Linked DNA regions of Homo sapiens: region 2 is linked to region 1. The links are chromatin loops, found by intact Hi-C in ENCODE. Cell type or tissue: Calu3. All regions are shown on one strand. Each heading gives the region's core, and the rest is flanking DNA. Links, peaks and the distances in the headings are about the cores only. Region 1 holds the start of LOC124902801 (a long non-coding RNA gene). Region 2 has its middle 45 kb from the start of LINC02764.

Evidence for each region. A loop is a pair of places that touch in the nucleus more often than their neighbours do. Peaks named below come from ENCODE experiments on the same cell type or tissue, not always from the same donor. Only the 100,000 strongest peaks of a DNase experiment are listed, where the experiment ranks them.
Region 2: it touches region 1 in a loop (5-fold over the local background); 9 of 110 quality-filtered maps call a loop at or near these places.

Annotation. Positions count from the first base shown.
Region 1 is chr11:112,774,189-112,789,424 of GRCh38, forward strand. LOC124902801 (a long non-coding RNA gene) reads right to left here and starts at 1,387. Exons shown (of 2, transcript XR_007062964.1): 1 at 1,243-1,387; 2 at 354-744. In Calu3, for the core only: no CTCF peak of the experiment used is centred there; DNase peaks (open chromatin) are centred at 6,713 and 10,653.
Region 2 is chr11:112,593,573-112,608,808 of GRCh38, forward strand. No RefSeq gene overlaps it. Among named protein-coding and RNA genes, the nearest start is that of LINC02764, 45 kb to the left of the region's middle. In Calu3, for the core only: no CTCF peak of the experiment used is centred there; no DNase peak of the experiment used is centred there.

The DNA.
Region 1 (15,236 bases), core at 3,108-11,107:
CCTCTCAGGTGCCTCCACTGTACTCCACATCCAGGGCAGAGAAGACTGATCCCTCGCCTAGAATGACACTGCAGACCCCAGCAGTCCCCAGGCATTCCTGCCAGTCCCACCACCACCCTCCAAGCTGGCAAATCGCTGAGCCAACACACTGCTGCCCTCTCAAGGAGTCCCATCCTGCTGAGGCCAGCCTACTCTCTGCCCCAACCTGATGCTGGAGGTCCCAGCATCATCTGGTGCTGAATTTTCACACTTCAAGACAATGACATTTCAGGTTTTTGTGAGAAGGTATCAGGAACCATGCTAAGCCCTTTACGTGTTTTCACATTGGGTGGGGAGCAGTCTCAGAAGCAGTGTTGAGATGGAATATGCAGTGCAGATATTTATTAGGGAGAGGAGTGTGGGGGATGTAGGATGGGTGGAGGAAGAACTTGAACTGCAATATAGGCTCCATAAAGCCTCAGCCGACCTGGCAGAGAGCTCTGGAGTGAGTATACCCATCAGTGTCACTCAGCAACCAGGTAAATGCAGGCATCCCCAGGAATGGTGGGAATTCGAGCTGACTCTGCCGCTGAGGCAGAGCTGAAAGCTGGAAGCTCTCTGCTGACTGTACTCTGCCTCAGAGCTAGTTCTTCCTGGAAGGAGTCTGGGAGAACATGCCTGTGTTCTCCCCCGGGGCCACTTAGATCCACTTCCCCATATACTTTCAAGGAGCAGCTCCTCCAGGATTCCCACAGGCCTCTCTTCCTGAGGGAAGATCAAGACAATAGAGGTTAGTGGCGCCCACTCTGCATTTGCCTTCTTCCTCTTCTACTGTCCATTCTAGATTCCCCTCACCTTCAGTTACTGATATGGTTTGGTTCTGTGTCCCCACCCAAATCTCATCTCAAATTGTAATCCCCACATGTCAAGGGAGGAACCTGGTGGGAGATGATTGGATCATGGCAGCGGTTTCCTTCTGTTCTCATGATAGTGAGTGAATTTTCACAAGATCTGATAGTTTTATAAGAGGCTCTTCCCCTTTTGCTCTCTCTCAACTGCTGCCATGCAAGACATGCCTTGCTTCCCCTTCCACCATGATTGTAAATGTCCGTACAATTATTGAGGCCTTCCCAGCCATGTGGAGCTGTGAGTCAATTAAACCTCTTTCCTTTATAAATTAGCCAGTCTCAGGCATTTTTGTTTTTACAGCAGTGTGAAAACAAACTAATACAGTCACCAACTCTGCTACCTTTGTTGGCTTACCTGGTAGTGTAACCCAGATCCTTATCAACAAGGTTATGAGCCCTTCATCACCATGATCTTCTCATGCCTGGGTGTCTATACCTGTTCATTAACAGTAATAATTGAGCAGGGAAATACCAAGAGGTACCCAAGTGGGTCACCTGGGTTCCATACATATTCCTCCCTGTCCCCATTGTGCAATAACAGCCTCCCTTTCTTTTTTCTTTTTCTTTTTTTTTTTTGAGACAGTCTCACTCTGTCACCCAGGTTGGAGTGCAGTGGCATGATCTTGGCTCACTGCAACCTCTGCCTCCTGGGTTCAAGCAATTCTCCTGTCTCAGCCTCCTGAGGAGCTGGGATTACAGGCATGTGCCACCACATCCGGCTAAGTTTTGTATTTTCAGTAGAGACGGGGATTTACCATGTTGGTCAGGCTGGTCTTGAACTCTTGATCTCATGATCTGTCTGCCTCCCTTTCTTTTAAATACCGGGGTCAATTACTATTAAGATGGTGATGCCTTTTCTTGTCAATATGCCTGGGTGGAGGTTGCAGCATGTAATTCAATGGGATTTTTGCTGTGTCACCTGATGAAAGTGTACCCCTCATTGGGGACCAGGACTTCTTACCTTGCAGAGGTTAAGAGTTGTACAAAGTCTCCCAAAAGATCAGCAAGAGCATTGGTAAGTGGGGACATTCCTACTTCCATGTCTTGGTCTCTAGATCAGTGCATTCTTCCTAATCAGGACACAGCACCACAGAAAGATCTTTTGTTTAATGCATATAGAGGACAGCATCCCATCTTTCCAGAATATTGCCTCCAAGCTGGTGCTACAACTGTGCCATCAGCAAGCCATTCCAATCCTCCATCAGGCTGGCAGTTTTTGAATGATGCACCCTGGGATATGACTAATGGATCCCATGCTCATGGCCCCACTCCTGTAATGTCATTGCTATGAAGTATATCCCCAGGTCTGTCATGATTTAATATGGTACCCTGTGCCAATGGAGCAAACACTTTAAAAGTCTATCAGATAATGACGCTGGGTGTGTTCAGAAAAGACAAAGCCATACTCAAGGCACACATCGATTTCTATGAAAATAAACCACTGACCTTGCAGGACAGAAGTCTGGCAAAGACAGCTTGTCATTAAATGGCTGGTTGGTCTCCTCAAGGTATGGTGCCATACTGGGGACTCAGTGTTGGTCTCTGTTGCTGGCAGTTTGGATATTCAGCTGTGGCAGTAGCTAATCAGCCTCAACTGGTGTGGGCTCCTGCTTTAGAACTGTGTATCACATTCATCCTCAGGACAATAATCCGTCACAACGGGGTGGTCCCCAGCAAACAGGTGAGGAAACTGAGGTTGTAGAGACTAAGTAAATTTCCCTGAGGTTACATAGCTAGTAAGCGGTCAAGTCAGGCGATTCAAGTGCTAAGCCCGCTACATAAAGCATGCAGGACAGTCTGGCTCTTGTAAGCACTGGCTAAATGGTAGCTCATTGTTTATCATTTGGGAAATAATTAGACTACACAATACTGAAATGTGACTGGCTATTTGAGCAAGGAGAACTGATTTGCTCTTAGACAAGGCACTGCAGAATAAAAATAGATCTTAGGTCATCGGAGGAGAGTGCTAGCCTGGGAGACTTGCTGATAGGAGCTGCCAGAAGGACAGAGCTCCCTCGGTTCCTCACCCAGGCTGGGACCCCCAGGTTTAGGGGTCCATCCTCTGTGTCCTGCACTCAGGCCATCATGGTCATCGCCCATGCAGGCTTGGCATCCTCAGAGGACTAAGCGAAGAAGCTCCTAGCCTACATAAGTGATCCAGACTTTCAACCCCAGGCCCTACAGGGGCACTTTGCCTGCGTCACGTGTGGCGCTGCCAGGGCCCTTTCTTGAAGTGGGTCTTCTGTGGATGAGGGAGGGTCCCTGCTGAGCTCACACTCATGCTGCCTTTATGAGTGCCAGGCAGGCATCCAGCACGCAGCAGACCTCCAGACAGGGTGCGTTTGTCTCCAGCGGTGGGAGCCCAGCCGTCTCTCTGCTCCTCCCACACACTCACTCCTGCTTCCCCTGGCCCCATGCCCACTGTAGCCCACTCCTCCTCTGTCTCACACCCAGCAGGGATTCAGAGGCACAGGCATTTTTCTTTCATGAAGGAAACGGCTCCCTCAGTCTGACGCCTTCCTGGGTCGATAAGATAGGGGACGCTCAGCCAGGCCTGGAGTCGGCTTAGGAGATGGGCTGCATCTCTCTGAGAAGCTGTCATGATGTCACTAGGCTCAGCCCTCCCAGACCGCCTCCCCATTAGGAGAGATGATAGGCAAGGAGACCGTCTGGCTCTGCTGTCTGGGCCCTGACCTCGGCATAAATGCTGCTTTCATTAGCAACAACAGCAACAGCTGCTTACCTTTACTAAGCTCTTACTGTTGGCCAGGTATTCTACCTGTATTTGTACACAAAGCATTGTACAAGCACTGCCTCACTTCATCTTCCTCTAAGGTGAGTGCTATCAAATCTCCATTTTACACATATGGCCAAATTAACATCAGATACCCAGCATGCTGTCTTAAGCTATTTGTATATACATATATATTTTAAATGTATATGCTTTTATATATATTAGTTCACTCAATCCTCATAACAATCCTATGAGGTAGCACTAACATAATTTCCCGGTTATGGATAGGACACTGGAACACAGAGATAAATAATGTTCCCAAGGTCACATAGCAAGGGCGTATCTGGACATCTGGCCCCAGAGCCCACTTTCTAAGTCACTGTGCTGTACTGCTTCTCACAGTCACAGCAGCCACAGTTCCCAGTGGCCTGTCCAGGGTCCTACTGACTAAGCCGTCAGTACTGGAACTCGGGCTAGCCTGACTGGACAGCCCGGGCTCCTACCACTACTGTCTCTCATTTGGATGAGAAATGTGCTCTCATGGCCTAGAAATCAAGCCAAATAGGCCCAAGAAGAAACACTTTTTTTTTTGGCAGGGCGGGGAGCGGGTGGGTTCTGCCCCAGCACGCTCTGCCCTCCTCTGCCCAGGCCCCATGCTGAGAACAGAACTGAGCACCCCTGCAAGTCAGCCCAGTTCACAAGCCCAGGGTTGAAAGGAAATCCAGCTACCAGCAGACAAGATTGGAATTAACATCTGAAATCCTTGCCACAGCCCAGAAACCAGCAATCTGGATTACTGTGGGAAATAAGACTTAATTTTCTTCCAAGCCCTGACAGGCTTTGCGAGTGTGCCTCTGCCATTCTCCCCAGCCTCCTCTCCTATCGGCACTGTTATCTGCATGCCCAGAAGACAGCACGGCTTTGAAGACATGTCTGGATCTGTTCACGGGCACCAAGATAAAGACGGTCAGTCTCCCTGCCCAGAGTGGCTGGATGGCACTATCAGAAACTCTCCAATATAACTCCTGTTACTAAAATAAATGATTAGGGAGCTTTGTCTCTCCTACTCTGAGCGCTCCATTAAGCAAATGAAATAGAAGCATTCAGATACACTCCCTTTCCCCCTTCTCTCCAGTGATTAACTGCATAATAAAAATGATATTGGTGAGAGTAAATTTCAAAGAAGCCCATCTAAGTGACAAACCACTCTAAGGACAACATAAACAAGGCTGTATATTTTTAGGACACCTTGATGTTTGACCTGACCTACTCCCTCTTTTGGTTCGGGACCCCCTCTGGGCTTTCTCAGCCACCTTGTCCTAGTCCCACTCAACAGACTCAGTCTTCATTGGAGGCATCAGTGGCTCGTGTTTCAGGAAGAGCCAAGTTGCCTTCAGACCCTGAGCTCTTCCTGGTTCTCAAGTCAGCCCTGGCTGCCACTTTGCAGGAAATTTTAATGAGGCTCTGCCCAAGACAGCCTTTATCTTGGAATCACCTTCTGCTCTGATGGCTTGCCGGGGTGCCTGGGTATCAGACATTCTCTTTTCTGCTCCTGATCTTCTATCTTCCCTGGGTGCCAAGCCTTCAGCTCTTGCCTGGAGCTCCAACCTCTTGCCAGTTCTATCCTGTGGGTTCAGCATATTCTTTCACCCCAGTCTTGACTTCCTGCTTCCTGCTTCCTGCTTGCCCTGACCTCCATTGGTCCCTTATGCCTACCTGGCTCTTTGGGTTCTCATCTCCAACTTGTGCCCATCCCACCACGCATGAGGTCAGTGTGACACAAGATAGCAAGGGCATCCAGCTCCTGGAATCCCTAGAGCAAATGCTCTCCAACAATAACTCCCTCCTTCTGTATACTTAAACTTCAGACCTATTACAGAGAATTCATCCCAGAGTTTTTCCTTAATTATTGGGGAAGAGAATGCACATGGAGATGCTCAAACTCTTAGACTTACCCACAAGATCATTTCTACTTAGACAAATACACACATATTGATGCATGCACACATGGGCTTATATATATGAATACACATATGCACACACAGCCACCTACACACAAAAGTCATCACCAAAATTATACACACACTTTTATACATGCATACACATTGTAATTAAAACCAAATTAAGATTTTTCTCAAATATGATTCATATCTGTAACCTCCATGTCTAGAACAATGCCTGGAGTAAAATAGCTGTTCAACTCATCTGTTTTTAATAAATGAATAAATGATTCACAAATCTGACCTCCTGCAAAAGCCACTTTGGTGACAAAGGAAACTTACCCAGTTCTCCAACACCTGAGCCAGAGTCCCTGGGGTGGGGAAAATCAGGCTTCTGCCTTCTGGAGGGGATGAAACTCCACATGGTGTGGCAGAAACGTTTCTCAACTGGCCTCTCCCTGTCCTTGGTGCAGTTCTTATCTAGGTAGCACCCAGGTGTCCCGCTGCACCCTGGTGGGTTTAGAAGTGTCTGTCCTGGAAGCCCTCTCTCTACCACGGCCATCCCTGATTCTTCACCCCCTCTGCCAAGACCCATCCTGCATTCCCCATACTACAAGAAATCGTATTCTGATATTTGCCCAAAGCATTTCCTGTTCTTCTTTATTTCTCAAACTCTGTGACAGATTTTTTTAGGAGCCATGTTGTGCTTGCTAGGCTGCCCCCACACCCCACCGTATGTCAGCTGCAGGGAGGTGGGGGGTGGCTTCCTCTCCACCAAGATGGGCTGCCTCCCAGCCCACTAGTCAGCACGTTGTGAGTCACCAGCGCAGGACGGAGCCTCCACGGCGTCTCAGCTCTGCCATCACTGGAACACACGCTGCACGGCCCTCCTCAGCATGGCCCCTTTGCCATGGCCACTTGAGGCAGGGTGGCTTGATCCCAGCTCTCATTTAACCTCACAGCCCTGTGTGATTCGAATGTTTGCTCCCCTTTTAACAAAACACTTGGAAGGCCCAAGTTTGCATAGCTAGTAAGAGACAGCATTTGAACATACATCTGTCTAGGCTCCTAGCTGAGGAGGGCAGCAAGGCATGTGTTCCAGCGTGATTAGAGCTGAGAAGCTGTGGAGGCCCCGCGCGGCTCCGGTGACTCACAGTGTGCCGACTAGCGGGGCTGGGAGGCAGCCCAACCTGTCTGGCTGGACCAAGGTTTATCATCACTACAGGGTGTTGGAATAGAATCTGCCTGACCATGAGCCGGGAGATACGGTGCTAATTCCAGCCCTATGCCAACTGGATCCTCAGGTTCCTCATGGGTGAGGTTGGGGTCTTCTGTTCCTGACTGACCTCACAGGCTTCTTATAAGGAGTGCTGACTTCTTATTAAGTTGTGCAGCGTGCAGCCTTCACAAAGGGGCCCAGTGAACTCCAAGGTGGGCTGAACTCCAGCCCAGGCTCCTCTGGCCAAACTCTGCATTGGCCCCAAGAGGGTGTCTCTTTCTAATGCACACAAAGGCTCAGTATAGGCTGAGGCAGCCTGGGTTTTAAGAAACAAAGAGCATTTAAATGCTTGGAAAGCTGGGGGTGAACTGCGGGCAGGGTGGGACATCTTACTGTAATCAAAGCTGCTGGGCTTCCAAGCCTCCTGCCAGCAGCTAAGAGGTTCCCTCTGGCTCCTGCTCCTATCCAGGTGCTCCGATCCAAATGGATCCAAGGGTACAGAAAGAAGTCATCAGGGGCTGCTCATGTCTGTGAGTTTTCACACTGAATGTGGGGCAAAGGAACAGGGTGCAAGGAAAGAAAGAAGAGGCTGGATAGCACATTATTTGGAGCACTGCATTTCAATAATATCTTTCATTTAATGATGCTGTTGCTGAAAATCTCACCTGTTAGGAAGAGGGTTGGAGGACTGCCATCCAAGTGTAATCATCCTCCTAAACAGCCCCAGGGAGCAGAACTGGGACTGAGGGGTGAAAGCGACAGGTAGACATATGTCAGCTCAGTGTTGGGGAAGATTCTCCAAAGGGCTTTTGGAGATGAGATGGGATTTCAGGAGAGGTATTCATGCCCCTGCGTCTCTCTCCAGCTTCAATCTTATCTCCATCACCCTCATTGTCTATGATTTAGCCACATTGACCTTGCGAGCCCTCCATCTTCCTTCTCATCCTTTTCTGGCTAACTCACAGTTGTTCTTCAGCTTCTTTAACCCCTAAATTAAGGCAGATGCCCCATACCATTGTATATGTGCTGAAACCTGCCCCTTTTCATTGCATGACCAGAGTCAAAATGTATTAACAGCTGACAGCTCTCTGCTCATAGATGAGAAGTCCTTTGCTTAGGAAAATACCTTAATGATCAGCTTCAGGTAGAAGGTGAGGACCTTGGGAACTGGCAGGAGCCTATGAAACAGACAAAAAAAAATAGCAAAACTCTTCTGTATGAGAAGAAAAGAGAAAATTATATTTCTCCAAGAGAAGAATAATATGGGGAGGAGTCAGCCAGATGCTGTGAAGCTGAGGACAATTTTGAGTAGATTTGTGGTAGGGTGGTGAATAACAATTCCTTAGTGCTGGCATAGCCAGAGGACATTTTAAGAAAAGTGATGTGTAATGTACAATTTAAAACTGTTAGGGTTGCTCTGATATGAACTCCTATTCTGATAGCTCCTTCCCACAGAAATCTGTGGGTAGGTCTAACAACACACAAATTGCCGTATATAAGCTGAATTTTCCTGGAAATTGAGGATGGGCTGAGTTTCACACCTGTGCCATATAGTGTGGAACTGTAACAACACACATAAATGAGTTAGGAGGGTCAGGTGCTGTGACTCACGCTGGTAATCCCAGCACTTTGGGAGGCCAAGGTAGGCAGATCACGAGGTCAAGATATTGAGACCATCTTGGCCAACATGGTGAAACTCTGTCTCTACTAAAAATACAAAAATTAGCTGGGCAAGGTGGTGCATGCCTGCAGTCCCAGCTACTTGGGAGGCTGAGGCAGGAGAATCACTTGAACCTGGGAGGCACATGTTGCAGTGAGCTGAGATCATGCCACTGCACACTGCACTCCAGCCTGGTGACAGAGCGAGACTCCATCTCAAAAAAAAAAAAAAAAAAAAAAAAAAAAAAAAAAAAAAAAAAAGTTAGATGGTCCAGAAACTGAGGAAGCAGGAATTGGCTTCCAAGCTGATGATGGGAACCTAAGACAACACACACCCCACTTCCTCCCACCTCCCGGCATCCCAGGAAGAGCAGAAAGGGGTTTGTTGGTGTGAGCTAAGTTTACCTAGCTTGTGAGGATACCCAGCTGACATGGGGCTTGCAATCACATTAATGACAATGGTAATGAAATATCTGTACTGCCACTTATTCAGGATTTGCCTGTCCCTGAGAAGCTTGCAAAGATGAAACCTGTGTGTCCTGGTCTCACTTGTATGTCTTTAGCATCAAATCATATTGTGGGCATACCCAGTAACCAACAACTATTCAGTGGATGGATGGATGTCACATCATAGAGAGGTTTAAATATATACCAGATAAGGCACTAGAGAAGATGTTGTAGAAATAGTTACCATTTGGGAGGATAAGGAAGAGAAAATTTAAGATTTCTTCTAACTCTGAGGATCCTTAATATACGGAGCAGAGTAGGATTCCAGCAGATATTCTTGTTAGACATGGCAAGAAGAATGGATTTGGTGCCCTCCAGGTGCAAGAAGGTCCTACCTTCCTAAAAGATCTCACTGTGTTACAGTGAGTTGTCAGGTGCACAGAGACACCTAATAGACTTAATAAAATTTCTGGGCATTTTAAGCCTTCTTCTAAAATTCAGAGTTCTTTTAAAAACTAATTATAAGGTTGGTGCAAAAGTAATCACGGTTTTCGCCATTACTTTTGCACCAACCTAATAATACTAGCTACATTGTTTTCTTAGAAAAAGGGTATCCTTCTGTCACCAAGGCTGGAGTGCAGTGGCAGGATCGTGTCTTACTGCAGCCTCGACATTCTGGACTCTAGCAATCCTCTTGTCTCAGCCTCCTGAGCAGCTGGGACTACAGGTGCTTGCTACCATGCCTAGTGAATTTCTTTTAAGGTTTTTTGTTTTGTAGAGACAGAGTCTCACTATATTGCCAAGGCTGGTCTCAAATTCCTGGCTCAAGTGATCCACCAGCCTCGGCCTCCCAAAGTGCTGAGATTATGGGCGCGAGCCACCGTACCTGGCCAGCTACATTTTTTGAGCTCTAATTTGTGGCAGGCATGATGCTAAGTATTTCACATAGACTAGCTCAGTTACTTATTCCCCACAACAAAAGTCCTAAAGATAGATGATATTTCTCCAGCTGGACAAACAAGGAAGTCGAGCTCAGCATGGTTAAGTAACTTGCCCAAGGTCAGCAGGTGCCAAGACTTGAACACAGCTCTGTCTGGCTTCCAGTGCTCTTCACCACATAAGGATTCCCAGGCCTTTTTACCAGCATCCTTCACTAGACCTCAAGTTCAACCAGACAGCACATGCTACCCCTTACCTGTGTGTAGGGGGAGGGTGATAAGCTCCTGGGGCAGACACAGGGTCTGGGCAAACCTCCGAGTGTGTCTTATGCTTCACTGATGGGCACAGCCCCTTGTGGGATCTTTGGAGCTGGGAGGATTGCCCTGGAACAATGGGGCTAATTCTCCTGGAGGATAACGCTCCACCCCTCCTCCTACTGGCAGAAGGCCGAAAATTCGGGGTCAATTCTTCAGCTCAGTCATTTCTGGAAACCATCTAGGTTTAAATTGCTGACAGATAAGCTAACCACGTCTCCCAGCCTTTCCGCACGACTGTGCTTCCATGAAACCCGTTAACTTCTCGAATGGCTTTGATCAAGGCACTCTGGAGTGCAGGAGAGGAAGGATAGGAGAATAGCCTGGATTCCAGGACTGAGACTCTTGGAAGGCGGCCAGCTCTGCTTGCCGAGTGAGGAGGAAGGCAGCACGCACACCCGACCTCAGAGCCCTGGGATGGGGATGAGAGGCCGCTGCTGGAGCCCAGCGCTGGCCCTAGACGCTCTCTCCAGCTCCAGCGTCCAGCCCCGCCCCCTGTTCTGCAGCAACTGTTCAGGAGGCTGGATCTTGAGGCGGCGGCTGGGGGCTGGTCGGTGAGCATCAGGCTGGAGGCAGTTTGTACAGTGATTAATCTGCTCAGCCCAACAGCACCTCAGGTGGGCTCTTCCTGGAAGCCCAGATGGAGGGTGGGCGTGTCCTCCTTCTAAGGCTGCCAGGAGGAGTCATGCCGCTCCATTCCAGCATGGGGCTTTATTGAAAGCAAACCTAACGGGGGAACCAAGATACCACTTTAGCCCCACAGTCCCTCAAGTCAGCGCAGGTGACATGCAGCAACCATGGAAATTAGAACTGTAGGTTGGGGTCTCCCCAAAGACGGCCTGAGATGGGGTGAATGCCCTCTCTCTGTGTGCTCCTGGGGCACATTGGGCAAGAGAAGGGCTCTCACTGGTTGATTTGGATGGTGACTCACCATCCAAAAATCCCGTCACCCGGATGCTGATTGTCTCTGGCTCAGGATAAAGTCCGTGGTTTGATCAGCCGTGGCTTCCTCAGGGTTTCTCTTTGCCTCTTACGCACAAGACCCAGAAACATCAGGTAGAAAGACTCTCCTAGACCACCCCTGAGAAGCAGGCTGTAGGGGAAGCAGGCACTTCCTGGACTCCTCCCACCACCACTCTAGTGCAGACTAGGATTCGAGTCCTCTCTGGGAGGTGCTGTTTTCACTCCAGACCCTCAGATCTTGCCATCTTCATGACACCATGTCACATCCTGCAGGACAGGACTATTGATTTTATTTCTTTCCTGTCATTTACCTCTATCCACAACCCTGGGGTAACAGCCCCAGGACCGAGTCCAACTGTAGTCTCAGCCATAGAAACTTACTATAATTTGAAAAGAGCATTATTTGAAGGAAAAATCTTCCTAATCCGCCTAAAGGCATTTTCAAAGAAGTATAGCCCAGTGAGGCGCTAAACTGCCTCTTAATTGCTCCAGTGGAATGTTTTCCAGCTCCAGGCCCATCAACACCTTCTGTAATCTTTGCTTTCAGCCCACACTTGTGGATACAACCCAGAAAGTTCTCAGTTCGTTTTGGGAGCTCTGAGCCACACTGTACTCATATTTGTTCATTTCTTACACCAAATTAATGGCATCTTCCTGAAGCAGAGACATGACTCAACTCTAGGAAGGCAGCCAGAGGCTTTCAGAGCCGCATAGACTCTATTTCACTTGTGTTCTTCTCCAGCCATGGCCTGGGGTCAGAGATATAGGCAGTAAGGCTTCTTATTTATTTGTTTGTTGTTTGTTAAGAAAAGGCAGGTGAATGGAAGACTAGAGGAAGTAGTCTCACTCCTCCCCAGCAAAGTTCCCTCGTAGTTGTCAGGTGCACAGAGACACCTAAGTGAACCTCCCAGCAACAACTTTCATCCCACCCACTCTGCCCCATGCCCCTAAATATCTGTTTTCTCTGGACACATGATTCCTAGGGAAATGCAGGCTGACATGGGAGAGAGAATGCTGGGAACACTGACTTCAGAGTCAAAGAGGCCAGCTCTGTCATGAGTTGGGTGGCCCGGGCCAACATCCCACCTTCTCTGAGCCTCAGCTTCCTGTCTATAGAGTGGCGGGGGAGGGGGGTATCCTATTGCCTTCACAGGGCTGCCCTGCAAATCAGTTCCCACACCACCGCTCACCCCTAAGGGGTTTAGTATTAGGTAGAGGCAGCCCTCCAGGAGCCCCCACCCCAGTTTTCTGTGAGCAATGCATAATTAAATTTGGTGTAAGACAATGTGTTTGTCTTTAAATGAGAAAGGAAATCAGATGAATGAAAAGAGAGGGAAAAGAGGAAGAGTTGGGAAGAAAGGAAAAGCAGAGACTGGCTGGAGGTTGGAGCTTTTGTGTTCTTGGATGGTTTGAGTGCATCTATTTGGCTCCAGAGTGCTGGAGCCTCTCCTTCCCCAGTGGCTGCCTTGTGGTGGCTAGTGGAAGGGGAAGGAGACTAGCAGGGGACAGGGACTGGTGAAGTCTAGGCAATGCCTGGGAAGAGGAAGATCATGAGGGTCATTGTAGAAGCCTGGCTTTTCAGCGTGGGTCCTGGCAAGGGTGGGTGGTCCCTCACTGGCTCCAGAAGCCATGCAAGATCCATGCAGGAGGGGAGGCCTGGGCTTCTCCAACCTAGGGCCATTGATGAGCTGTAGTCTGAAAGCCTGGCCCCATGGCCTGCCAAGTAGATTTCGTTTAAAAATAACTCCTTGCAGCTCCGGTTGAGAGTGATTTGTGGAATTAAGATGGTGTCAGAGACAATTTTATGAAAGCAAGTGTTGTCCCTGGTGATGGTGTTTCCTGAAAGATGAGCAGATAACTCACCACGAGACATCCAGTTAGCCCACATTACCCTCCCCCAAGCCAAACAAAATTGACCACTGTTTTTATCCAAAATGGGACTCATTTTTAGAGACAAAGTAAGCCCTATGTTGGGGCCCAACCATCAGAACTGTGTCCTACTGGGATGAAGAATGACACTGACATGGACTCAGACCTCCTTAAACTAAGCTTCCCCGCTCCTAAGAAGCACCCCCCAGGCCAGGAGGCCCTTCCAAGAGAGCTGCTGCCAAGAATTTCCCTCCATCAGCGTCCACCCTCAGGGAGCCTCTGAATCAATAAGGCCTTTCTATGCACTCCTTGGCTCAAGGAGGCTCTAATTAGCTTAAGGAAGAAGGAAAGTTATTGGCTTGTTTAATTCAAAAGTCTGAGGTTAGTGCTGGCTTCAGGCACAGTTTGATACAGGGGCTCAAATGACGTCAAAGAACCCAGGCTCCTCATCAGCTTGGATTTATACCCTCAAATGTCAGGTTCATTCTCAGCAGATTTTCTTCTTACAACAGCACCGCTGCCACAGTTTCAGACTTTGTACCATCATAGCTCCAAATTCACAGGTAAGGAAAGTCAGTTTTTTCTGACTTTTTTTTTCAGATTGTTCTGGCTTTAATTGTGGACACATCCCTGAAGCAAACAGTGTAGACTAGTGCGATGGTCTGAATGTTTGTGTCCCCCTCAAATTCAAATGTTAAAACCTAACCTCCAAGGTGATGCTATGAAGAGGTGGGGTCTTTGGGAGGTGATTAGGTTATAAGCTCTCTGCCTTCTTGAGTGGGATGAGTGTCTTCACAAAAGAGGCCTGAAGGAGCCTCTCTGCTCCTTCCACCATGTGAGGACACATATGGGGTGCCATCTATGCAGAATGGGCCCTCACCAGATGCCAAAAATGCTGGTATGTTGATCTTGAACTTCCCAGCCTCCAGAACTGTGAGCACTAAATTCCTGTTGTTTATGGATTACCTGTCTAAGGTATTTTGTTAAAGCAGCAGGAATAGAGTAAGACAGCTGGGGAACGTGTCATCATGATGAGTAGAGGGGTGGCCCTGGGTGTGAATCCCAGACCCTGAAAACCACAATATTGAGAACAGGGGTGATGGTTTTGGGGTCTCTTTCAGGATTGCATTCAGTGGCGCATAATAAAAATCCCCACCACAAGGAGTTTTTTGGTATAATGAGATGTCCAGAGGCATTCAGGGGAGCAGCCAAGAACCCTTCTAGACCCCTGTTCCATCTGGTTTGTGGCTCTCATCCTCATGGCTCCAAGAACGGCTGCTCTACAATCCAGGCACAAACAAGGGGGAAGGACAAAGGAAAAGGCTGCTGTCAGAGGAGTCTGTTTATTATCAGGAAAAACAACTTTCCATGAGATTCCTCTTTCTTATCTGCCAAAACTCAGCTTCAGGACAGTCTGGGGAGGTAAGTGTTTTAAACTGGATCTCAAGCAAAATTGAGATTGAATAATAAAGAAGAAGAGAATGGATTTTTGGCAGGTAAGGGGCAGTGTCAGCTATAGTCATCTGCTACACAGTCACAAACAAGAAATGTGCACTAAAGCATTTGTCTTCTCCTTTACCAAGAATATACTTCTTAGCTCCTGAATCCAAGAAGGAGACTCAGCTCCTGGCTGGTGGCTTGGGGCTCAGTATCCCTAGAGTTCTCTCCAGAGGTGCCACAAGCCACTTTACTCACCATCTACAATGGTGCCACAGCCATTCTTGGGAGATGATTTGGTCTTTAAGTACAGAGAACTCAAAACTGATGACAGTTATTAAACATTTTTTTTTTGGTATTTTAAATTATATGACATATTTTGAAAACTTTTTTAGAATTATAATTTTGGAGATTGGTGTTGGAAAAATGTATGTGTACATCCTTATGTAGATAGAGATATATTCAGTATTTATACAAATCCTTTGCATTTAACTGTGTATGTGCACTTACTGCTACCCAGGGAAGCCTAAAGAAGTCCATTAGGTCTGCAGAACTAGGCAGCAATTATCTGGAGAGAAAGGACCGCATGGGCTTCTTAAAAACAATCGTGGGATGTCATTTTCTTGGGCTTCTGGAGCAAGAGAAGTGTACCACACAGCAGCAGGTAGAAATGGCCGCTTCCCCTGCCAGGTGTTGTCTTAGGGAATAAAAGCAAAGCTGGGCAAGAGGGGTATTTCAGGTTGGAAAGGCCACAAACTATTACCGTACAGTCATGATCGCCTAATGGTAAGAATACATTTTGAGAAATGCATCTGTCCGTAAGCGATT
Region 2 (15,236 bases), core at 4,247-12,246, 180 kb before region 1:
GCATGCTGCTCAGTAGAAACATTATGTACAAGGCCCTCACAGAGCTGCCCTAGGGGGAACTGAGAAGAGCTCTGGGCTAGTGGCTTAACAGGAGAAGGAGGTGGTTGTTTCCTGTAGAAGATACTTTCATCCCCTAGACATGGGACTCATGACTGAACAGCACCTAGAAGTCCTTTAAACTTAAGATGTGAGACATCATAGAGCCTCTTACATCTGGACACGCATCCCAATCTAACTTACATTTCAATTTACCATCCTCATAAATCCTGACCACTACTTTTGGTTATAATATTGTCCAATGTGTTCAATTCTGTTTTGCCTCCATTTATGGTATTATATTTGCTTCTAATTAGTGGCATCTCCTTTCTGGGGCCATGCAGAAAGGTCATTATTAATTCATGCCTGATTTTCCCAGAGGTTCTGGTCTTGGCCTTTGCCAAGAACAGCAGTTGTTTTGTCCTTACTGATGCACATGTTCTATGATCAGTCACATAGAAAGGTTGCACTCAAGTTGTGTCTGACTTTGCTATGGCCTTCCAGGATTGCTTATAATGGGTTAAACTGTCCTAAAATTGCTCCAGTTATAAGCAATCTTGTTCTCATGTTAGTAGATGGCATTTCTTCATGTCGCAGCTACGAGGGCTCTTCCTTTGGGTTGAGAAGCCCTTATATACCACTAGGTTGGGATATGCATAAAATTAGATTTTCATTTGTTTATAACTTCTTTTGAATCTTCCTCTCTCCCAAAGGAGAGGGAGTGGAATGAGTCTTTTCACATGTGGTTCATTTGAAGTTTTACCATTGTTGCCCTTTAATTATTGGTACAGTTAATTAAAAAGAACAGTGGTTTTAGAGCCTCATTGTTTACTAGAGATGGCTAATTGATGTTTTACTTTCTGTGATGGTTAATGTTATGTGTCAACTTGACTGGGCCATGTGGTGCCCAGAAATTTGGTCAAACATTATTCTGGGTTTTTCTGTGAGGGAGTTTTTGGATGAGATTGACATTTAAATCAGTAGACTGAATAAAGCAGATTTTCCTTTCTAATGTGGATGAACCTCATTCAATAGACTGAAGCCTGAATAGAAGGCCTTTGAACTGAGAAATTGGCTTTTTTTCTGCTTTTGGACTTGAGCTGAAACATTGACTTTCTTGGGTCTGAAGCCTACTGGCCCTCAGACACAAACTATACCATCAGCTTTCCAGGGTCTCAGACCTACTGGACTTTGGAATGGAACTAAACCATTGGCTCTCTTGGGTCTCCGGCTTGCCCACTCACTCCACAGATCTCAGGACTTGCCAGCCTTCATAATCATGTGAGCCAATTCCTTATAACAAACACATACTATTGGTCCCGTTTCTCTAGAAAACCCCGTATAATACACATACCTCTTATTTGATCCCTGATATCATCTCCATGATTAGGCAAATCGTAGCAGGTCCACTCCAGTGATATGCTGCCATTTATCTAACTGAGAGAGCCTTCACTATTTCTTCCCACCCCAACCACTAGCAATGGTGTATCTTTACTTGGTAATCTCTCCAGTACATGTTCACTGTCCTGTCCTTTGTCACCCTATAGTTCAATGAAACCTTTTGTCTCTCAGTCTAACTCCCACTCTATTTCAGGAGTTGTCCTGAGGCAGCATTTTGATGTGTCCTTGTTCGGGGACCATTTGATAATCTTCATGAGTGCATCTCACAAGGACAGATAAGGAGATGGCTTCTTGGAGGATGGCTTCTTTGGCAGTCTAAAGTCCAAGTTCCCAGCTCCGCTGTCTGGGCCCTTGTCAAGGTGCTGCAGATGATGCTTTCAGGACTCTAGGCAAAAGTGCCACTGCAGGTGTCCTTTTATACGTAGGAGATTCAGCACCTACTGATATTGTTTGATGGTACATTTTCATTTCTAATCTCAGCCTCTTGCAGATACCCAATCCACCAGGTTTCACATATACCTCTACCTTTGAGTGGAGGTCCAAGCAGCAAGGGGTCTTGAGTTGGAGCAGAGGCTGGTGCAGTGAGATCTGTTTTGATATCCTATTACTCTGACTGCACATTACACTGCAGCACCTTCTACGGCACCCATGTAGACACATGTGCTTTCTGGAGCTTCTGGTAGTTTGTTTCTTCCAGGCTCCAGAAATGATCCCTGGACTTCTGAGCAAGCAAACTGCTGCGATCAGTCTTTATTTAGATGGTCTCCTGTGGAAAATCAACTTTTAGCTGCTTATAGAGATCTGATTAAAATCAAGCATCTCTGTGATGACCATCTGTGTAAGAAAAATATCAAAACCACATGTACCCTAAATTTTGTTTACTTGAGTTCTGTTCTATCTGGAATAAAATAATCTTGCCCATGCCACAGGTGACTGTATTTAGGTGGATGTGGTATATCTGGACAGTGGCATCTCCTTGTAGATACCTTCTACTCCTATGTGGTGGTGATGAGCTCTCCCCTAACTAGGAGTATGGTGACCTCAGGGATGCTGGTTCTAATTTCCCTTTACTTTATAGCTAGCCATGACTTTTAAGTGAGTGAGGAAGCCACCTGACTGGGTTCACTGATGGCTCAGTGTGATACAAGTAACTGAATAGAGCATGGGGGCAACTCTGCATTATCCAGCCCTGAGAGATTTCCACATGAGTACATGAGACGGGTCCCTCATTCTAGTAGGATGAGCTAGGGGCTCTCTATATGGTTATTGCCAAGGTTATCTACTTGTACATTCCCTCCGTCTCCTGCTAAATCACTTTTGGATTATGGATAATGGCCTCATTCACTGGTCTTCTCAGTGGGGAGACATTTCTCATTAAGGCCAAACTGCTTTGGCTGAGACACCTGTGGAAAGAGATTAAGCTGACTGGATAGGGTCAGCATCTAAATCTATTATGATGCTAATCACCAGAAAGGCTCTTCCTCTTGCTATGTGGATATCATGGCTCAAGTTGTTTTACTCTCAGTCCTGACCCTTGTGTCCCTAGCACAGGTAGGCAGTGGCAGTAACTGCCAGGGGTCCCCTCTTCCTAGTTGTTATGCAAATCCCTTTTCTTTTGCACCAGCTATCAGCAATATGGGCTTTTTGAGAGTCCCTTTTGTATGACTATATCAATTAGATGTTGGCCTGTTAACTATATGAGACTCTTCCCTTTTCGTCAGGGCAAAAAAATGTCTACTGACCCTGGAGGACTGTTACTCTGGGGTTGAGATTCCTTTCTGTTTCGTTTGTTTGTTAAGGAGGCAGCAGCTCCCTCTGTTTTCAGAGATATGGCATGTCACATCATGGCCCTGTTGCTTCTGCCCAATACTGAGCATGAGAGATGGACATTCAGTGGACTTTCTACCTTGCCTACCACCCCCAGTGGCGGGTGGGGCAGTCAGGTGTCACTGAAATATGGAGTGGCCTTTCAAGAACCAACCATGTCCCCTTCCCGTCTCCATCTTTTTCTCTCTGTGTCCCATCTTGCCCACATAGTAAAAGTCCTAAATGGCCACCCCCTTTGTGGCTTGGTTTCTTTAGCCACTGAGGTATGCAGGGTGTGGGCTGAAGAGTAGAGAATTGGGCTCATGTTTTTGTAATCTTGTCTTTGACCCACATTTGTATCTATAGCTATGACCTCTCAATAGCCTCTTGGTAGGAATCCTGAGCCTAGAAATGCTACCATAATTTCCCTACATGATACATATATTAACCTTTTCTGCTTCTTCCTTTTAGGGATATCTCTCCATATTCCACTCTACTCATCCTTCTGTTTTTTGCATTTTGAATATGAGATCGTATATTTTTATTTTTCTATGATTTTTACCTTTTCTGCTGTTTCTGTGAATTTAGTAAAGGGGGAGATCTTATCATGTGCTCAGTCTGCCATCATGAATGAACAGGAAGCCAGGTTCCGCTTTCAACCTCAATTCTCCTTTCTTCATTGTGTAGATCAACTTCTCTCCCTACCCCCTACTCAGATCTGAGCTCCTGTTTATATATGCAAAGACTCATTGATGTGCTCTACTAAACAGTAGATTATATATTCCAACTCTTCTCTTTGGCAGCCTGGGATAATTGGCAGAAGGTTTAAAATTTCCATCTTTCCCTTCATCTTCCCCCATTAATCTCAGCCAGGGGAAGGAAGCTATATAGATTTATATCCTCTCTAATATAAATTATGTCCTCCTAAAAAGGCAGATATAATTGTTTTAAGTAATTTTTTTTCTCTATTGTAAGTAACAATTGTGGAGTGCTTATGTACCAATAATTATATAAAGTAAATTGACAAACATTAGTTCAGTTAATTCTTACAACATCCTGAATGTCAGTGTTTCATCTATGTATACAAGTGAGAAAACAGGGACTGAGAGCGGATAAGTAGTTGACTGTCATCTCACACCTACTGAAGGGCAGAACTGGAATTCAAATTCATGCTTTGTCTGATTTTAGAGTAAACTTTTTCTATAAAGACCCTGATAGTAAATATTTTAGGCTTTGCAGGCCATGTAAGGAAGGTCTCTTGCACATATCCTTTAATACATCTTTAAAAATGCAAAAACAATTCTCACCTGGTGATTATCAGAAACAGGCCATACCAACAATCATATGAAAAAAACCTCAACATCACTGATTGTTAGAGAAATGCACATCAAAACCACAATGAGATACCATCTCATATCAGTCAGAATGGCTGTTACTAAAAAGTCAAAAAATAACAGATGCTGGTGAGGTTGTGAAGAAAAAGGAATGACTATACACTGTTGGTGGGACTGTAAATTAGTTCAACCATTGTGGAAAACAGTGTGGTGATTCCTCAAAAACCTAAAGACAGAAATACCACCTGACCCAACAATCTCATTACTGGGTATATACCCAAAGGAATAGAAATTATTCTATTATAAAGACACATGCGGGCCGGGCACAGTGGCTCATGCCTGTAAACCCAGCACTTTGGAAGGCTGAGGCAGGTGAATCACGAGGTCAGGAGTTTGAGACCAGCCTGGCCGACATGGTGAAACCAAATAAATAAATAAATAAATAAATAAATAAAATAATTAGCTGGACATAGTGGCAGGCACCCGTAATCCCAACTACTTGGGAGGCTGAGGCAGGAGAATTGCTTGAACTTGGGAGGCAGAGGTTGCAGTGAGTTGAGATCATGCGACTGTACTCCAGCCTGGGTGACAGAGTGAGACTCCATCTCCCAAAAAAAAAAAAAAAAAAAAAAATACACAGGCACAGGTATGTTCATTGCATCACTATTCACAATAGCGAAAACATGGAATCAACCTATATGCCCATCAATGATAGACTGAATAAAGAACGTGTGGTACATATACATCATGGAATACTATGTAGCCACAAAAAAGAATGAGATCATGTCCTTTGCAGGGACATGGATGAAGCTGGAGGCTATTACCCTTAGCAAACTAACACAGGAACAGAAAACCAAATACTATGTGTTCTTACTTATAAGTGGGAGCTAAATGATGAGAACACATGGACACATAGAGGGGAACAACACACAATGGGGCCTGTCAGAGAGTGGAAGGAGGGAGAAGATCAGGAAAAATAATTAATGGGTACTAGGTTTAATATCTGAATGATGAAATAATCTGTACAAAAAAGCCCCATGACACAAGTTCATCTGTGTAACAAACCTGCACATATATCCCTGAACTTAAAAGTTAAAAAAAAAAAGAAGGAAGAAGAAGAAGAAGAGGAAGAAGAAGAAGAAGAAGAAGAAGAAGAAAAAGAAAGAAAGAAAAAGAAAAAAGAAAGAAGAAGACAAGAAACAGGCCCTGGGCCACATTTGACCTGTGGGCCATGGTTTGCCAACCCCTGTTCTAGAGCATCTGCTTTAACCACCATAGCCAGGAGGGGATGGCCAGACAGGGAACAATATCACCTTGCTGTCCCCATGTCAGCACCATGAATGCCAGGCATGTTGCAGCAATGGTTTAGAGGCAGGCAAAGCCTGTTCTCTTCAAATAGCTAGAATGTCCCAGCTTTCTGAAATGGGAATTAGGACAATAAGACTGATTTTTTTTGCTTGTTTTTAATCCCCATGTCCCTATCTCCTGGCATTTGTCACACTGAACATTTGAGGCCCAGGTGAAGAAGCTGTGAATTCTGTGCCACTTTTCTCCTCCAAGGCTCCAGGAAACAACTGCTTTGCTCTTCCTTCTTGCTGAGAGACATATATCATAAGCCTGTTTGGGGAGAAAAGAAGAGGTCAAAAGGGTAATAACTAGAGTTGGGGTCTTCGCTTCCTCATTGTTCTCAATCAATAGACAGATAATTATTTAATGTTTGTTATGGAACATAAGGGAGCCCATTTGGTAGGCAGGTAATAGGTTAGAGCTTAGAGATGATAAAGACCTAACATAAGAGAGATTGACAATGGGATGACTTTAAGGAAATAACAGGGCTTGGCTGCAGGATATGAAGCATGGACGGAAACCTATTGTGAGAGAGCCAGCCTGGGTGACTGAGAGGATGATGATGCCACTAAATAATAGAAAACATCGGGAAAATCTGGAGGGGGAGATGTCAAAGTCTGTACTGGATGAGTTAAGTTTGAGGCTATGTTCACATGCAATTTGACATACAGGTTCAGAACTAATGAAAATGGCAGACTAAAGTGTTCTGAATTTAGCCCCAGGACAACTTGGACCTACTGGAAAAATTTGTGCCGAGGTGTCTCTTTACAAAAGCTTTGTTTAGAAAAATTATTTTGGAGGAGGAAGAGGCCTTGTATATTGTGATGCAACATTTCCTGGCTAGGATATGATGCGAGCTGCAAGCTAAGGTCATGGCAGTAAGAAAAGAGTGACAGAGAGATCCAAAAGATACTTTGCAGTGAGAATTGCATAAACTTGGAATTAAAATTGAATACGTATTTCTTTAAACACACTATTTTCCCCAATATTTTATTTTGAAAAATTCTAAATGGACCATTGGAAAAAAATAGTACAATAAATGCCCATATTCTCTTCACATAAACTTACCACTAATTAACATTTTTGCCATATTTACTTGCTTTCTCTCTCTTTAAAGGAAAAAGATTTTCATTATATAACCACATTATAATGATCACTTTAGGACATTTAATAAAGGCTTCACAGTCTTATCTAATATATAACCCATGTTCAAATGTCTGTGATTTATTCTAACAATGTATTTTATGTTTTTTTTTTTTTTGGTATTCAATCAATGGTCAGGTATTGCATTTAGTTTATCATGTCTTTTCAATCTTCTTTAATTTCGAACAGTTTCCCTGCTCTGTTGGTCTTTTATGACAGTGACCTTTTGAAGAGTCTAGACCAGTTCCTTTGAAGAATGCCTGATGGTTAGGATCTGTCTGAATGCTTCTTCATGATGAAATTCAGGTTAGCATTTTTGGTGGGCATAACATATAGATGGGGCTGCATCCTAATAACAGCACCACAGGATGAAGCAGGTAATGTCAATCTGTCCCATTACTGTTGAAGTTAATTAAGTTCCATCATTTGGTTAAGCTGGTGTCTGCCAGAGTTTGACATTTTCAAAGGTACTTTTCCTTTTACCTGTTGGGTAACACTTTGAGATTATTTGAATGTCCTAATTTCTAAAATCCATTCCCATTCACTTAATGTTTTAGCATCCATTGATTATCCTTGCCTGAATCAATTATTACATTGGTGGTTGAAAAACTGAGGTTTTCTAACTCTGCAATTCTTTTACATTTGCTGGGTAACATTCTTCTGTGGAAAAGAACTTTTCTTCTCCCAGCTTTTGTTTTTTATTATCATTATGAACTCATGGATTTTTAAGGTTCAATATGTTTTAATCCATTCTTATAATTTTTCTAAGAATTGAGGTATAATTTACATACAGCGCAGTGCCCCAATCTTACATATACTGTCAGGTGAGTTTGGATAAGCATATACACCCATAGGATTCACACCCTTATCAAAATATAGAACATTTCCAATGCCACAAAAAGTTTCCCCAAGTTCCTTCCTAGTTAATCCCTGTACTCATTCAAGGCAATCACTTTTTCATATTAATTTTAATGCCCCTTTCATTCCAAATTTGGTCAATAAGAGCCCCTTTATGCTGGCTTTGGGCTTTTTTATTATGCTTCCATCTGTTTTTGAGCAGTCCTAGCTCTGCTGCACACCCGTCTTTTGACTTTACTTATGGTGTTTTTTTGTTTTATATTGTTTTGTTTTGTTTTGCTGTATTAATGTTTATTTTAATGTAGTTAAATAATCTGGTTTGTTTTCATTGCAGCTAGATCTTTAACCCTAGTTAGAAAGCCTTTCCTCACACCCAGTACCTATACGATTCCATCTTTTACATTTTTAAAAATGTATTTGGAGTTTATTCTGCTGAATGATATGAAGAAAGAAGCCACTTTTATCATCTCCTCAAAGATATTTCAGTTGTCTTAATGCCATTTGTTAAAAAGTTTGTCTGTTCCTCAATGATTTGAGATGCCAGGCTTTATAATATACTAAACTTCCGTACGTATTTGAGCTATTTCTGCACTTTCCCTTCCAGGCCACTGGCTTGAATTTTCCTTTGTCTAATGTTAGAATCATAATCTTTCTTTCCTATTATTTCCATTTGCCTGATATAACTTGTGCATCCCTTTATTTTTAGCATTTTGAATCATTCACTTTAGATGTTTCTTTTGTGTTCACCATTTCTTTGGCTTTTGATCTTTGAGCCAACTTTCTTTTAATAGACAAGTACATTTATGTTAATTAGCATGACCAACGTTCTCTGCCAACTTTGTCATGTTCTTTTGTCATTTTTACTGTCAGTATTATGTTGTATTTGCTGTGCTTCTTTCTGTTATCTGTTCTTTGCTTATTTTTCTTTTTGGTATTTCATCATTCATTTAAGAATGTGTATGGTTGTTCTAGTACATTCTACTTTTTATGGTACCTGCAGTCTCCTTTTCTCATATTTAGGCATCTACTATTTTGTTGTCAGGTTTAAATGTAGTCTTTGACTCATCTCTCCTGTCTATGTGACAGTCAATGAATTTATTCTACTTTTTTCTTTATTTTTCACTTTCTCAATAAAAACCTGCATTATATCTACTTTTAAAGAACTTTTAGCGTTTGTATTATGGCCTCTCACCCTTGCCCCAACCTGGTTTTAGTATTAGAGCAACTAATGTATTTAGTTCTTGCTCTAAATCCTTTCCTTGATGTTTTCCAGACACTTCTAACCGGAGGAAGCTTAATTTCTAGTTGATTCTTCAGAAGGGGATTCTGAGTACAGATTTCCCTTCATTCTTGCATGCTAAAAACCTTTCCTCCAGCCTTGATATTTAAAGGACAGCTTGATTGTATATAAAATCCTTTGCTTACACTTTTTTTTTGAATTTCTTAGAAATACTGTTCAATCATTAGCAGAAGTTAAGAAGTCTGACTTCAAATCTTTTCTTCCAATATCAAGAGTAGAGAAAAAGTTTTAAGTTTGATCAAGATATATGCTTAATGTCTCAGACTTAAGCATTCCAGTCAATATTCTCAGGCACATGGTGGCTCTTTCAATATGTAGATTCACGTCTTCTTTCATCTGGAGAAAGTTTTCTTTTAATGATAAGTTTAAATATTATTTCTATTCATTTTTTCTTCTTCAGAGATTTCAATTACATATATTGAATTATCTTTGCTATCTTCTATATTAATCATTTTCTGACATTTTTAAAGCACCTTCTTTCCATCATTTTTGTTTTCTTGACTGTTTCATGGCTTTCATTAGTGTCTCATTATATTTTTAGTTAAATATATTCTCCCTTGGGCACCTTGTAATTTAGTTTTCATTCTAAGATGATTTTGTCTTTTTCTTCAATTTATTTCCTATGTTTAATCGACTCTTCTTTTTCATCTTTCTGGGAGTTTTTGTCCAGTTCTGTTCCTAGTATTTGAATTTCTAATTTGAGTTGTTTTTATACGTGCAAGTACGTGCTTAAAGATGTTTAATCCTGGTTAAAGTGTTGTGTTATAGTTTTCTCCTGCTTCAGGTTGGATTTGGGGGAGAATTTTCACCAACTGAAATATTTTATATCTCATTTTTATTTTTCTTTTTGTGGTAACTTTGTACAGATACTGTCTGTCCTTCTCAGTTCATTTTCAAATATTTATTTTCTCAGACTATTTTTTTTTTTTGAGATAGGGTCTCACTCTGTTGCCCAGGCTGGAGTGCAGTGGAGCCATCTCAGCCTACTGCAACCTCTGCCTCCCGGAGTTCAAGCGATTCTTGTGCTTCAGCCTACCGAGTAGCTGGGATTACAGGCACACACTGCTACACCTGGCTAATTTTGTATTTTTTAGTAGAGATGAGGTTTCGCCATGTTGGCCAGGCTGTTCTGGAACTCCTGACCTCAGGTGATCTGCCCACCTTGGCCTCCCAAAGTGCTGGGACTACAGGAGTGAGCCACTGTGCCTAGCCTATTTTCTCAGACTATTAGTGACAGTTGTATGTAGACAGGGATGTGGGAGGCTTACCATAATTTTTTTGGTTCGAGAATATCTTCTTATTGAAGTATGAAATGTGATTTCTGTACTACATGGTGCCTTTCACAGGAGACGAGTCAGAGTGCCTCCTGAGTTGGTGATTCTTTTTTGTTTCCATAGGGCCATTAATTTTAATTTCAATTTCCTGTTCCTTCTTTCCCTTTGCCACTCAGCCTCCCGATGATGCTTCTTTGAAGTTATCTTCTTCTCCCTCAGAAGCAGCCCCTTCTTAAGGTCACCATCTTTGGCTCACTGAGCCTCCAAGTCTTGTCCAATAGATTCTTTAGTAGCCAGAGCTCTGATCCACCAAGGCCCTGGCATAGTCTCATCTCCTTCCGACTCTGGGTGGTATTTTTTTCTAATTCGCTCCACCCTCCCGGGTCCTTGTTTCCTTCTCCTCTCTGGTACATTTTCCCAATGGCGCTGATGGTTTGGTTTACTTCCAAAACTTGTGCATTTTGGAGTATTCTTGGCTTCCTATACATGCTACAGTCTGGGGTTATGACTGGTTTTATTAGGTCTTGTGTTAATTTTTAGATCTTTTTTGGGAGGATATATGAATTGATTTGGATTCAATTAGCTATTGTTATCCTACTGGAAGTTGGAGCGCTCATAAGCTTTGGAATTGGAAATACATGTTAGAGATTACTTAGTTCAAACCCCTCTATTCACAAGTGACAAATTTAGTTCTAGTAAAAGCAAACAATTTGCCCACTGTTGTACAGGGGCAGACTCAAGACTACTGCTCTATTCCCTCTCTGTCCCATAGCAATAAAATACCCTTTCAAAATGCAGATAAATTGCAGTATGAGGAGAAATCCCCAAAGTCAGAAGTCTCAAGCATTTCTATACATTTGTTTAGTTAGTATCCTGGCAAGCTACAGAGAATAGAGGTTGTTCTCCTGAGTTGCTTGGAATTCTAACAGACGCACAAGGAAATATCTCTGGTCCTATTGAATTTTCAAGTCCTGGAGGAAATTGCCTCCATATTTTTATCTCTGATGGTGCCAGCTCCTAGGGGTAGAGGAAGTGTAGAGGCTCTTAGGCATCTGATCTAAGCTGGAGTTGTGCTTGCATATGGGAAAGTAGGAAAGAAGAAGAAATAAGAACACAGAATTTTCTCTTATCTTCTCCCCCAGAATTCTTAGAGATTATTTTATCATCATTTTCAGTTGATTCTTATCTATCTGGCAAAGAAACTGTAAGGAAAAACCATGATGAGTCAAGGCCCAAAACACTGGCTAAGGCTAACTTAGTCAACAATAGTAATGGTGGACCTACAGTGTGCTAGACTGCTGAACTTTGGGAGAAACAGTGAGTTATAAAGCAAAATTTTTGCCCACAAAGAATCCACTGTCTCAGTGAATGAGTTTGCATGCATTATACAAGCAATGTGGTAAGTGCTATATGATGTAAATACAACTAACAAAGAGAGCACAGAGGTGGAAACAATGACTCTGCCTTGGACAGCAGAAGTCTTTGCTAATGAGGTGGCATTTGAGTTGAAGTTTAAAGAATGAATAAGGGTTTGCTAGGCAGAAAATGCAGAAAAGGCTATTTCATATTTAGTAAACTGGAAGCAGATGGGGAATGGTTAGAAGATTAGGCATGGCTCTGTACCAGAGACTAGAATTTAAATGTCCTAGTATATATTGAACTTTAAGTGAAAAGCAATAAGAAGTGGCAAAGGGTCTTAAGTAGGTCAGTGATGTGATGCATTTTGTGTTTTAGAATGTTGGTTAGGTTGGGAGGGGCATGCCTGGAAGCAGAGAGATGAATTAGGAAGCTGTAGTCATACAACTGAAGGAAGGCCTGTACCTTGATGGCCTCCTAATGAAGGAGGTCATTGCCTTGATGACCTCCTAATCTCTGTGTTCACTCTTATGTACAACCACTGCCAGTTGGAAGTCTATCAGATACCTCAAATTCAACTTGTCCAAACCAAAACTCATCATGTCCTTCCTTGCTCCTTAACATGCATTTCCTATTTCACATTTTGAGCTCTATAAACTCAGCCAGATGCCAAGGGTCAGCTTCTCCTTCATTCCATACATCCAACAGTCACCAACCCTTAAACAATTCAAATTCTTAAATATCCTCTCTCTTGATCCCAATTGCCACTGCCTTGGTGAGGATATGAGGAGCATAATACAGAGTAAAACACTATGTAAGGAGTCAATGGATTAGAGGTCTTCATGAGGTTATACAGATTCTGAAATGGGAGTCCTACAGTGTGAAAGGTAGGAGATTATGGCCAGCCAGTGTGATGCTTGGAGCTGAGATTTCAAAGTCGTACAGTTTTTGTTGATGCTAATGTCTTGGTGTGGCCATGTGAATGAGGGCTGGGTTTGGGGGGTGAACATTATTGTCAGAGAGAAGGAGACTAAGAAACTGAGAGGTCATGGTATTGAATGGATCATAAAGAAATGATTCAATTTGTTTATTTTCTATTTCAACCTTCAATCATGTATGTTTTACTCCTGTTCTGTTTCCTTATCTTGAAAGACTGAGAGTCGAGCCCTAGTACTCCAGAATGTGCATGCATTGGTATGTGTTAGGAATATGTGTGTGTTTGTGTGAGCCTGGAAGTGGGGGTGATGGTTGGTGGTGGGGTGTGGGTTGAGTGGGCAGGAGACCAGGAGACGCAGGAGAACTTAGGGAGAGGTTAAAGTGGGAAGGGTATCAGGCAGCATTACAAGTTGCCTGGAGATGGGGAAATAACACATGGAAAAAATAATAAAATGTTAACAAGGACACTCATCTTGTTCACAATGTGGTCTGCTGCGGAAGTAATTATTGAAACTGTGAATGCTGATGAAATTTTTGAATTAGAGCACAGATAGAAATGAAAGGACTGAGCACTGAGGTCTAAACCTTGAGAAACTCCCACACTTAGGGGTGAGGAGCAGGAAGAGGAGTGTTGGCCAAAGATGATGAAGGAGAACCAAGTACCTTCTTTCCAAGGTTAGTGGAGGAGGAAAAAAAAAGCAAGAAGCACCGGTAGTGTTGACAGCACTAAAGGATACAGAGAGACCTTGGGACTTGGTGCCTGGACGCCTGGGGTGGCTTGAGCAGGAACCACTATAGCAGAATAGAGCTTGGCAGTAGAGATTCAGGCAGTGGGTGGATGGAGAAGACACGTGGCCAGTAATTGTACCCAAAGGGTTGAGGAACACATCTGTGCAAAACGGGAGAAACGAGGTGATGCTAAAGAAACACACTTATCAAATGAAGGAGGTTTTGTTGTTGCTGCTTTTTTTTAGTTGTTCACATGAAATCTAAGAAAACCTGTGTCTATTTGTGTTTCATTCTCTCTGGGTGAGGAGAGGAGGAGCTCAGGAAAGGTGTGTTTTGCAGATAGGAGGGAAGCTTAAAGTGCTCCCCCCCAGGTCCTCCGTATCCTTGTTAAGGAAGGATGTGAAAACACAGGGAGTTAACCTGCTCTCACTGGCCCAGACTTTCAAGGGCTATTACTTGGAAAGAAACAAACTCCAGCTTTCTAAGATCAGCTGCTGACTTCTCATCCTTTTGGCACTGGGTAATTTCGAGTTTTGACACCTTAAGGGCAATGAAATTCAAGTTCCACCTTCTCTGCCAGCCTTGGAGGGTGATGCTGCTGTCTCTCTCTCTCTCTCCATGTGAGTCCTTAAATCGTCTATCCCAGTGTTTCCAGATTATGATTGGCTTTTCATTGACAGACTGCGTTGAGCGTTGGCGCATTCATGGGGTAGATGGTTGTTTCCTGTTCTCCAGCCATGACAAATCGCTGACTGTTGGCATCACTGATAAAATAAGTAAGGCCTCTGCCACCCTAGCTTCTATTACTTTTTCATATGAGTTACTTTAATAGAGAGACTTAAATGCTTCTTTCTATTGCTTTGCCTCAGCACTTCTGGGGTCATAAATTCTTCTCCCTCTTGTCTGCTATTACTGGCATATCAATCATTTCTAGTTCTGTAAGCACTAAAATTGAAAGAAAACAAGGTTGTGGCTTTATGCATTTTTAATTTAATGAAATCCAAGCTTTGAAGTTGAGGGAAACAATGCTTGTGGCAGAGCGGTGTGGCCACCAGGAAAGTCTTCGGAGAGGCTGGATCAATGGAAGCTTTGCAGGCAATTTGAGTCGCTGCTCTTAATCTTTGGGGAGCTCCCACCTGACTTAGTGTGTGCTTCTCCTGAATTCTAGTCAGATCGTAAATCTTCCTTACTCACCCCTCTTCTTCCATCCCCCCTCCAGAACATACAGAACCTGGCTGGGAAGGGCCAGTCTGCATTCTCAGCCTTGGAGCAGAATCCGTGCATCATTTGGTTCATATCGAGGGCTCCAGGATGAAGTGTTTATCTGGTTGGATGACAAGGAAAAGAAAAAAGTGTCTCTGTTCTTAAAAATCTCTCTTTAAGGTAATTCCCTTTAGCACTTAGTTCCAGGGTCTCCAAAGGCTGATAGTCAGGGAGTCCTTTCTCACCTCCAGCTCACATTCCATCCTTTGGAGAAAGAGCCTCCCTCGAGATGGAAAAAGTGCAAGTTGGCATAAGGCCCAAGAAAGAATGAAATAAAATGTCCCTCTAGGCATGGCCCAGAGGCATGATTAACATGACTGCTCATCAGCATAAAATATATTCAATTATGAGGGATTAAGAGGCTTGGGAAAGCAAAATGCTAAAGCAGATGAAATATGAGCATATTAGTGGAAAACAGTACCCCAGGACAGCACAGGCTGAGGCTGCCTCCAG